Linked DNA regions of Mus musculus: region 2 is linked to region 1. A link is a contact called in ENCODE POLR2A ChIA-PET data. All regions are on one chromosome and are shown on one strand. The core of a region is the stretch at or near the end of the contact, and the rest is flanking DNA. Distances in the headings are between cores, read along the strand shown.

Region 1 (5,421 bases), core at 2,069-4,568:
CTCGAGAGCAAGGAGTACTTACTTAACCACTGAGCCATCTCTCCAGACCTCTCTGAATTCAAGACCAGCCGGGTCTATAAAACAAGTCCATATCAGCTGCGGTCACAGAGTGAGACCCTGCTTCAAAAACTAACATGCAAACAAATAAACGAACAAAAGATCTTAATAAGCAGTTTTTGAATGGATGTGGGCTGAAGACATATTCAACACATGGTTTCTTTGCTGTGCTTGTTCTTGGTGATGCTAACATGTACTGTCCCACTGAGCTAAACCCCCAGTTCAATACATGTTTACCAGTAAAAGATTAGGACACCAAATTCATCCTTCAGACATACCACGCAGTCATAGTTTGGAGGCATTTACTCCTCCGAAGGGGAAAACACGTGAATCCTACCTTGGGGGCTTACCATCTTCTAGAGAAAACACTCCTCCTTCCACGTCCTTGGCACAAGAGGAAGGATGCCTCTTTAGAGAAGGGCTCTGAGAGAGGAGAGGGCCACTACCGAGACACTAAGATCAGAGAGGATCTTTACTCATTGTTTATCATGAAGAACTCCAAAAAAAATGTCCTGACCCCTATAGTTCCTTCCCTACCTTTCCCAGTATCTGATGTCCTAGGGAGGCAGTGGGTTTCAAGTACATACTTTGGAATCAAACCACTGAGACTGCAACCTGAACTATGCCTACTAACTTTTTTTTGTTTTTAATTTTTTTGGTTTTTCGAGACAGGGTTTCTCTGTATAGTTCTGGCTGTCCTGGAACTCACTCTGAAGACCAGGCTGGCCTCGAACTCAGAAATCCGCCTGCCTCTGTCTCCCGAGTGCTGGGATTAAAGGCGTGTGCCACCATGCCTGGCTGCCTCCTACTAATTTATAAAACCTCGTTATCAATGAAGGTTGAGGTGGAGTGGGGGAGGGGGGAAGTTGAGGTGGGGGTGGGGCACACCTTTAACCCCAACACTAGTGAAGCAGTGGCAGGCCCATCTTTGAGGCCAGCTACACAGAGACCCTATGTTGAAAAACAAAACAAGCAACCACAACAAAACCACTGACTATGTCAATGTCCCTTTGCCTCAGTTTCCACTTTTGTAAAATGGGAATAATGGGAGTTACTCTTGAAGTTGTTGGGAATACAGTGAAAAATGTAGAGAGAAAATAGTACAGAGAGAGAAGTGGTCTCCTTGAGGATGGGTATTTAGGATAGAATCTTGTATCCCCAGCCAGCTTTAAAATCCAGACACTCCTAGCTCAGCCCACTGAGGACCAGCTGCCTGGATTGAGGCCTGAGTTACTTCTACACCTAATTTAGCAGTCTGTCTTCACTCCTTTTTATTTACGTATTTATTTAGTTTTTTTTTTTTCTGACACAGGCTCACTCTATGTGGCCCTGATTGTCTTGGGACTTGTTATGTAAACCAGGCTGGCTTTGAACACATTATTTTTAAATGCTGATAAAGATCTCACTTTATACATAGCCCAGGTGGCCCTGGAATTCACTATGTAATTCAGGCCAACCTCCAACTTGTGGTGGTCCTCCCAAGTGCTGGGATTTCAGGCTTCTGTGTTTAATCTTGTTGGTTTTGCAGAAAACATCCAAATTTTGTTTACTTTTTTCTCTCTCAGTAGTTACGAGGACACCAGCTAGGTTGTGAAACTGGACCAGGCTTGACATCTAAGGGACCACTTGCCTAGTTTATAGTAAGTGTACCTCCATGTTCCCAGATTGCAGTGAGGAGGGGTCATGCCTCACCACCCAGCCTTGGATTCCAGTCTGAATTCTCCCTGGGAACAAAACAAAGAAAAACACTCTGAAGTTTCTTAGGCTCAAGCATTCCTCAACTGAGGTTGTTGGCCTTTTGTCGCTAAAATGGCACAGCACCTGGTGTCCCCCAATGATACTTTTTTCCCCCGTTATCAGGGACTGAACCTAGGAACACGTGCTGAACTACTTTAGCTCCTGAATAAGCTTTTTTTTTTCCTTTTTCTAAACAGATTTATACTAACTAGTACACCAGTTTCACACTACCGATGTGCCTCAGTTCCTGTAGTCAGCTTAGGTGAGATACTGCACTAGGGCTGGGTTAACAGAATAACAGAATAACTAAATTGCAGATTCAAGATGCCGGGAGAGGGCGCTTTGCAGTCCCTCGCCTCAGACTCTAGTGATGTTCGGCGGCCCTTTAACAGCCTCTTCCTGGAAGCAAGCTTTAGGTCCCAGAGCTGGCCTTCTCCGGGTCCATCTGCCAGCTAATATTTAACCCGGCAGCACTGCGACATTATCCACACAGGGGAAATGGGGGTGGGGGGGCATTATCCCCGCCTTACTCCTGGTGAACCGACCTCTTCCTAAATCCCTTTCATGTATTAAAAGATCATAAGAATCTAATATGTGTCTTCGTTCAAACCGAAGCACCCATCATGACTACATAATCAGTTAAGAGCACTGACTACGTATCCATTTGATCACCACATCAGGAGCACCAATTATGTGCCTACCTTCGCACCAGACCAGGAGCGTGTGCCAAGAGCAGTGCCTGGGAATGGGGATGCCCCATGATCAAGATTCATGTCTTGATGTGGCTCTGGCGCAGACCGAGGCATCAAATGCCCGAATAACAGATTTCCAACCCGGAGTCAGTACTTCACCTACTGGTGATGCTGACTTTGAAGTGCCTTTTCGTTTCCTGAGTTCAAGTCCAACTTCGGATCAGGAGGGCTGTCTTTTTGAACTGAGATTTGTCACCAGACAGGTAAAAAGATATTAGGCGTGGACTCAAGACTCGCCCAAAGAAAACACTAAAGAACGCCAAGTCTGAGCTTCCCAGGAAAAGGTGGGAAACAGCTTGGCTGCGGTGTGCAAGCGTTACTGACTTACATCCACTTTTCAGTGACCAACTCATTGAACTTACTGACGCCAAGTGCGATGACCCCGGCGGCGCTCAGATTAGGGGACCCAGGTTGTCCAGGCGGATGTCACCAAGATAACGGAATCCTGGATTGGTTGTGCCAGGCCTTGTGCTTATTTCACCAGGAGGGCAACTGAGGCTGAAGACAAGGCAAAGCTGGAAGAGAGAAGCGTGGCCTCGAACCTGTCGGAATTGAAAGGCCTTTGCCTGCGCGGTCCTGGATCTGGACTGGGCGGGGAAATCAGGGCCTTCCAAGAGGCATTTCTATCACCTCCGCGGCAGCCAAGGGCCGCGGGGGCCCTGGCCAAGGTGACCCCGCAGGGGGAGGCGAGGGTCCCCGCCCCTCGCCCGCTGCGGCCGCCTCCATCTTCCCGGTCCTTGGGGCTTTTCCTCCTGGCCGGTTCGCCCGCCCCTCTCCCAGGCTTCCCCCAGGGGCGGGATATCTCGCCCTGCCCCCCGCCCCCCAGGCCTTGTCCTAGCGCTGCCCTCGGGCTGGGGGCGGGACCGCGGCAGGCGGGGATGGGGGGGGGGGGAGTCGAGGAGGACGCGCGTCTCTGCCGTGGCGGGGCTCCCTCCTTCGCTCCCCCTTCCCTCCGGTGCCCGCTCCTGCGGCCGTCCGCTCTCCTCCCCTCCCCGGGCCCAGCCTCCCCCCACCCCCACCCTCCACCCCCCGCGCACGCTCCGTCTGGCAGCTGGCGCTCCGGGCCTGGGGCCGCAGTAGTGAGAGGGGTTTGTAGGGAGGGCGGGAGCGAGCGAGCGAGCCGCGAGGGAGGGAGGGAGGGAGGCCGCCCCCCGCGCCCCTCCTCTTCGCCCTCCTCCAAGGCCGCCAGTCCCTCCTCCCACCCCCTCCCTCCTCTCCTCTCCTCCCTCCCTTGCAAAGACATCCCCGCACAGCCCGGCCGCCGCGGCCACCTTCCCTGCCCCGAGCTGCAGATGTGGCGGAGCGGCCGGGTGCCGCGCGGCGCCAGGGGAGCCCGTGCCCCGTAAGCCTCGCGCCCCGGCCCCCGCCCGCCCCGGCCCTCCCCCTCGCCCGCTCCCCGCTGCCCCAGGACCGCCGGAACCCGCAGCCGGAGCCAGTCAGCCCGGCAGCCGAGGTAGGAAGCCCCCGGGCGTCGCGCCGGGAGGACGCGGGCTGGGCCAGGGACTTGCCTGGTGCGCGGGGCAGCGTAACCAGAGGGTCGCCTCCCCCTCCCGCGTCCGCGCCTTGCTCCGGGCCATTGTGAGCCCTCGCTGAGGCCCCTGCGCTCGTTGGTTTTGCGCTCTCCCTTTCTCGCCGGCTCCCTGGCTGGGTCCTTCGATTTCACCGTCTTTTTTCTCTTTCCTTCCCTCCTTCTGTTTGGGGGCCGAGCTGAACTGTGGCCCGGCCCGGGGCGGGCGCAAACTTCACTGGGGAAGTTGGGCGTCTTCAGTAGGGGTGCTCTGCGAGGTGAGAGGGGGCCACCCGAAGCCTGGGCATGAAGTTGTATGGGGCATCTGGCAGCCACCTTTGCTCACCGGTGAGCTCGGGTTATTTGGAAGGTACCCTCCCTTTCTGGGTAAAGTCCTGCTCTCACTACCCTTAACAAGCCTTGGGGGAGGCAGAGAGGGGGGCGTCCCTTGATTCAGCACTAGGAGTTGGAATATTGTGTAGCCTTTGGTCCACTCCTGAAGGGTGGATGGAAGCAGGTGAGGGACCTGGCTGGATGGAGAGGGTGAGTGATTGCATCCTCAGGATGGGTCTGGAAAAGAGGTGACGAGGCAGGTGCATCCCCCTCCTACCAGGATGATGCTTGCACCTCCCCGCAGGCCCCCTAGGATGGGGCTGGAATCCAGGCTGGCACCTGGACGCCTTGGCACACTGCCCTACCCAGTGGGATACTCAGGCCACAGCAGGGCAGCATGCTGCCTGTCTGCCTACCCAGGAGGGCCCGCCCAGCCCAGCCAGAGGGTGGCGGGGAAGCACTGGTTGCAGGGAGTTGCCCAGCCCTGCCCTGGGGCCTGGGAAGCTGGAAGGGATGCTGGGAGGAGCCCTGGGCCCCCAGCCATCAGGGCCCAAGATCTTGGCTCTAGAGGGAATGCTTGACACCAAGGGGGCAGTCAGGCTAGCCAGTGGCCCTACCAAGACTTGAGCTCCCATGGGTCTGGCCAGGGCTAGGGCCTGCGTCTTGGGCTTCGGTGGCAGGCACCCTGCACGGCTGTCTCCCTGTTGTCCTGGCACCCAGGAAGGAAGGTGGGGTTGAGCCATGGCTAGGGAGACAACTGCTATCTTAGCTAGCTTTCTGAAGCCCCTAGGCTCAGGGAATGTAAAACTGTCCCCTTCAGTGTGCCCAGCTCTCCCCAGGCCCTGCTCTGGTGGCACAGTACCACAGCTGTCCCAGCCCCAGCCCACACATCCCTCTCTAGTGACCTCAGAGCCCTCTCTCTCTTTTCTTCCCTCTGGGCTCAGGCTGGGCCTCTCAGCTGGCCCTGGCTTGCACTGGGGGAGGGGTCTCCTAAGACACCCTTTGCTGAACTGCCGTCTAGCTCATTTCAGGATC
Region 2 (5,421 bases), core at 1,085-3,584, 290 kb after region 1:
AGGCCAGGCCAGCCAGCAGGACTGGGAGCCCCTTGCCTCTGATTTCACACAGAAACCCAGGCTGAGACCAGGCTTGCTCTTTTATTTTTCCAGTATATTCCAATGAATTATTCTGGGAATGCCCTGCTGGTGGTGCCCAACACCAGTGTTCCCAAGCAGTGGAGTGGGGATGAATCTGGGGTCACTCAAGGCCTCCTAGCAGGGGCAGCTGCTCCTCTAGCCCAGGACCCCAACATGACACACCCGTACTGTCCTCCAAAGGGCAGTATAGAGAAGAATCTGGCCAACTACACAGAGGTGTGTGTGTGTGTGTGTCCCCCCCCCCTCCCCGCCTCTGCCCCCATTAGCACCTGAATCTGAGAATGTGACCCAGAAACACTGCCTGGAGTATGCTACCAACCAGGAGGGTGGGGGAGGGCTAACCATGAGGAACCCCTCACACCTAGGCAGATGCCTCAGGTCAAGGGGAGCTCACAGCTTATTCTTCACTTTGTACCCGGTGACAGGGAGACTCTGCAAGCCCAGAGCACAGAGAACTTACCCATGTCAGTCAGCCTGTTTCCAGGCTGCAGGAAGTCCCTGCTCCTCCTGAAGACAGTTTTCCCTAATCTTGGTAGCCATATATCTCAGTCCATCCCCCTCCAGCCTGCGCCACACTGAGAGAGGGGCCGAGTCTTCCACACGGCCCATTTCCCATGAGACACCTGCCTGCCTGCCCAGCCTGGGGCAAGGACCTGCAAGCAGAGCCACTGGGCTCCAGCAACTGCCATGAATGTGGTTTTACAAGTTTTACCACATCCAACCCAAGAGACAACAGGGCAGATTAAGACTGTTGCAGAGCTGAGCAGTAAGGCACTTCCCTGGGGTGGGGCTGCAGGGGGAGGGGACAGAAGGCAGAGCGTTCAGGCCTCAGAGGCTGACAAGCACTGCTACCTCCAGGGGTAAGCAAATCCAGGCTAAAGGAAGAAGCCTTCCCTCTCTTGCATAGGGACATTGGCCTGGAAGTCTAGCAGGGAGTAGATAAACAGATCGAAGGCTTGGTATCCAGAGCTGGAAGGGCTACAGTCTTCCCAGCCTGGGGAGGTTCTGATCCTGCACCAGGAAGTTAAGCCTTGGTCTCCACTTCCTGGCTTTTCCTACTGAAAATGGGATGGTTCCCACTGGGAAGCCAAGCTCTGGGGTCTCCAACTGGGCACAGAATACTAGACTGGCTCTGGTTGTGACTCACACATGTACCCACACAGCTACAAGCCAGAGAGTCTCATCTCGATACCCACAAGTGGTGAATGTGGGGTTTTGAGTTAGAGGAACAGAGGCATCTTAGTAACACAAAAGACTGGGCACATAATCCTACCGGTCAAGAGAAACCTGGGAGTAGATGAGAGCCAGACTGACCTTCCCATCTTCTGTCTAAAATGCCCTAAAATAAGTGAACCGTATACAGTACACCATCCCAAGATACAGGTTCCTTTGTCAGGCCCGAGGATACCCAGGTCTTCATAAGGATCCCGCCCCGGTGACACCTTTGGAGTGGGCTACACACATACAGACTCTCGTAATTTACTCTGAGGATCCAGCACACCACCCATACACTCCATGACGTATATGAACATACACCGCACCATACCCAGCACGATTACCATCAGCAAACCACCACCTATGTACACGCTGCACACACACACCAAACATGACACAAAGGTATCCTGTATCAGACACGCACTCGAGACGGGCTTTGAGTCCGCACACGCGCCCACATGCCCACAACCTTCGATGTGCCCTGCTGACGCCCAAGCGCGGTGCGTGCGTAAATACAAATCCACATGTACGTGTGCGCACTCCCGCAAACCGCCCACCCGGCACACCGACCCTGAGACCGCTCTCTCCAAGCGACTCCGCCTCCGGCACGGCCCTGGGCGTCTTCCAGGCGGCTGTCTCCTCCTCAGCCGTTACCGGGACCGGGGGGGGGGGGGTGTTGGGGGAGGGTATCCAGTCCTGATAGCGGGGTTTCCGGGGCTCTGGCCTGGCGGTCGGTGATGCCCGCAGCCGGCACCCCGGCACGTGTCCACACCGCCCGCGCCCGTCCCCGGTTCCCCTACGCACCTCGAACTGCCAGTGGGCCGCTTGTAGCAGTTGCTTCGCCTGATCGGCCGCACAGCCCGCCGTCAGCACGAACTGGTTGATCATGACCTGGTGTTTGAGCTCGTCCATGTTCACGGACATGGCGCCGCCGTGCAGCCCGCTCCGGCCTCCCTGCGCGCTAGCCTCACGCGTCCACCATTAGCGAGCCGGCCCCGGCTAATACAAATATTTACTGTGCGCTCTGACTCACCGCGCCTCGCTGCCCCGCGGCCGGCGAAGCATGCTGGGATGTGTAGTCCGCGACGCCCCCGCCGAACGGACCGGGAAGGAGCGTGGACGCCCTCTCCCGAGCGATCTCAGTGGGGCGCGCAGCCCGTGCCCCAGGCTGAGAGGCGAAGTTGCGAACCAGGGACCATTGCACAAGCTTGCCTTATCACTGGGCCCTGGAGGTCCTGTGTGCTGCTGTGCTTAGCATCACAATATTAATAGGCGCGCTCTTAGGGGACTCTCTGATAGCTTTGGTCCTACTCCACTGCCCTAGGCTGAAACACTCCTAAAATCCTGAGACTTAGAAAACGCTCGGTATCGCAGAGCATCTGCCTTTCAAGGCGCTGCTAGAAATCACCACCTCCTGGAAGCATTCCAGAGCTCGCAAGGCATCTTTGCCTAACTCTTGGCCAGTCGTGCAGGAAGAGCGTCTTAAAAAAAAAAAAAAAAAAAAAAAAAAAAAAAAAGACAGCCCCTGCTCCGGAGCCTTGGCGTCCCCTTTCTTTCAACTCCCACTTTCCCACGCAAAAGAAAAACTTCCAGCAGCCTGCTGGCAAAAGGACCGCGCGGAGCACGTACAGAAACGGCCACGACTGCCATTCCCACAATGCCCCGGTTTATTTGCATCTTTCTGTCCCAGTGACGTCACCTGAGTGAGGTCGCGACTGTACCAATGGGCCGTCACGGGGTGTTAGGACCTGGCCATATAAGGTAAACAAAGCTGGCCGCCCAATGAGGCGGCGGCGGGGGCGGGCGCATCACGTGGCGTGGGGGCGGGGTCGGGAGCTGGGTGCGTGATTTCGCAGGCGGTGTTTACAGCCCCGCACATGCCACTTCCGGCTGACGTCGCGGTTGGTAGAGTGGCCGGTCGGACGTGGAAGAGTCGCCCAGAAGCTGGGGGGAGGAGAGGGCTGGCGTTGTCTTCTCGGCTGAGAGACGTTGCCCGGGTTCTTTGCTCTCACTGGCCTCACCTTTGACCTGGCCCCCTGTAGAACCAGCCGGGAGGGGAGGCGTTAGGTCCGAAAGCTTCATTATAGCGACACTGCCCCGAGGAAGTAAGCGCAGGCCTCGGAAGCCAACTGCGGGCTCTTGAGACGTTTTGATACACCTGATCCTTTGTTCTCGCTAGGACCGCTGAGGCCGTAAAGGTGTGGGGCCCAGTTGATACCTAGGGAAATGGAGTTCTATCTTGCCCTTCACTCCTAGGGGCTCTCCGATCGGGTGGCTGGAGGAAGATGGGAAGGAGGTGGGACTGAAAGATCCTTAGATAGGAAGAAAAGGAGGAAGAAACGAGGACGGGGAGCTTGGAAGGCTCTGAGTTATAGCTGCGAGTTTAGTTTATGGGTAGCAGCGGGACTAGTGAGTGTCTCCCTTTCTTAGACGTTTTGCCCATCTGTCCACACGAAGTAAGATTTCAGCCTCTTTGCTGCCTTTTGGAGAAACACTCAGCAGTAGTCTTTGCATATCAACAGTACCCCAATTTTTTTGCTTTTGCTGAGAATATGCCTTTATTTCTAGGAAGCATCATGCATGTGCTTTTGTTTGTTTGTTTTCGAGACAGGGTTTCTCTGTGTAGCCCTGGCTGTCCTGGAACTCACTCTGAACTCAGAAATCCGCCTGCCTCTGCCTCCCAAGTGCTGGGATTAAAGGTGTGTGCCACCACGCCCAACTATGCATGTGCATTATTATAGGCAAAACCAGCACACATGGAGATCACAGTAAAAGGCCGCTCTGATTTCACTGTTGCCATGGAGACTGTAACAAAGTCTGAAGGAAGGTGGGTAGGTTGTAGCCAGACAGACCTGGATGGCATTTTTGACTGTTGTTTCTTCGAAGTTCCACTCTTGTGTGGGAACTCTCCTCACTGTGCAGTGTGGGATGGATGAGCATGACAGACCTAGCAAAAGGCCTGGTACTCTGTGTACAAGACTTGGCATGCATCTCTTCTCGAGTCCTGCGTTAGCTACTGTAGGGAGTGTCATTCCCATTTTTATAGTAAGCAAGCTGATGGTGGATTTCCTTATACTTGTGACATTTGGAGCTAAAGAAAAGACCAGGCACCCAGTGAGCCAGCTATATCTTTCAGGCAAAGGAAGCTGAGTATTGGGTCGGGGGATCTTTTGTTCATGGATGTAGGATCACAGACAGGCACACCCTTCTACCTTATCTAGTCACCTCAGTGGCTTGCTCAGCCCAGAGAGAGCTACTGCATGCAGGCCTTGCACTGGCAGAACAAAAAGCTGACAGAAGGGAAGGTCACCCTGCCAGGTGATGAGTTACTCCAGCTAGCTTGTTTTTCCCAGCCGTGGCAGGGAAAGAAAACAACGTTGTTTTCAGCCACTATTTGCTTGGCTGGAGGGTGGACTTTGGATTTTTTAGCAGTCTGGGATGTGCCCTGGGAACAGGGCCAGAAGAGAATGTGAGAGAGAATAGGGCATTTCCAGCCTTCCCTTACCTGAGGTTCAGGTATGATGAGAAATGTCCCCATTCACAGAGCTAGTCAATGGAGGTGTGTTGCTGCTGCTGCTGCTGCTGCTGGTCTGCAGGCACCCTCTCTTCTGTCAGTTGATCTCCGTTGCCTTACTCATCATCTGGCACATAGTAGCTGCACAATAAATATTTGTTGAATAAAATTAATCCATTCAAATGTTGATAGTGGACAAACACAGAAGGATATTGCTGGAGGGGTTTGGAACTCCTGAATTCAAACTCTTTAAGAACACTGTTTAGTGACACTTCTGCTTGGTAAAATACCTGCTGTGCCCAGGTTCTCCATTTTCTTGAGACAACCAGAGCCCTCAGGACTTTTCCCTCTGTATGATCAGGGAAGGCAGGAGACTGAATTCAGAGCACTTTTGCATGTGCGTGCGTGTGTTAAAACATTCATGTAGCATATATACCATGAAATATGCATAAGAGTGTTAGGATTTCACAGGGAGAACTTTTCTTTTTTGATTTTTAAAGACTATACCAGGTTCAGATATCTTTAGCTCATTGATCAAAGAGTTCAACATATTTAAGGTAGGAAAAGTTTTTCCCACCTCACAGTTACAGGGTACCGTCTGCTGTGGCAGA

Evidence for each region. ChIA-PET counts read pairs that join two places held with the same protein, here RNA polymerase II (POLR2A).
Region 2: POLR2A ChIA-PET joins it to region 1 with 10 read pairs in embryonic stem cell. The contact joins the promoter of Ubald1 here to the promoter of D330022H12Rik in region 1. POLR2A ChIA-PET finds 5 or more read pairs at or near these places in 3 of 5 experiments (Patski and embryonic stem cell).

Annotation. Positions count from the first base shown.
Region 1 is chr16:4,590,937-4,596,357 of GRCm38, forward strand. It overlaps D330022H12Rik (a long non-coding RNA gene), which reads right to left and starts at 3,319. Exons shown (of 2, transcript XR_875867.3): 1 at 2,496-3,319; 2 at 4-1,781. It overlaps Glis2 (GLIS family zinc finger 2), which reads left to right and starts at 3,777. Exons shown (of 7, transcript NM_031184.3): 1 at 3,777-3,999.
Region 2 is chr16:4,877,517-4,882,937 of GRCm38, forward strand. It overlaps Ubald1 (UBA-like domain containing 1), which reads right to left and starts at 2,335. Exons shown (of 3, transcript NM_145359.2): 1 at 2,101-2,335. The coding sequence starts at 2,220.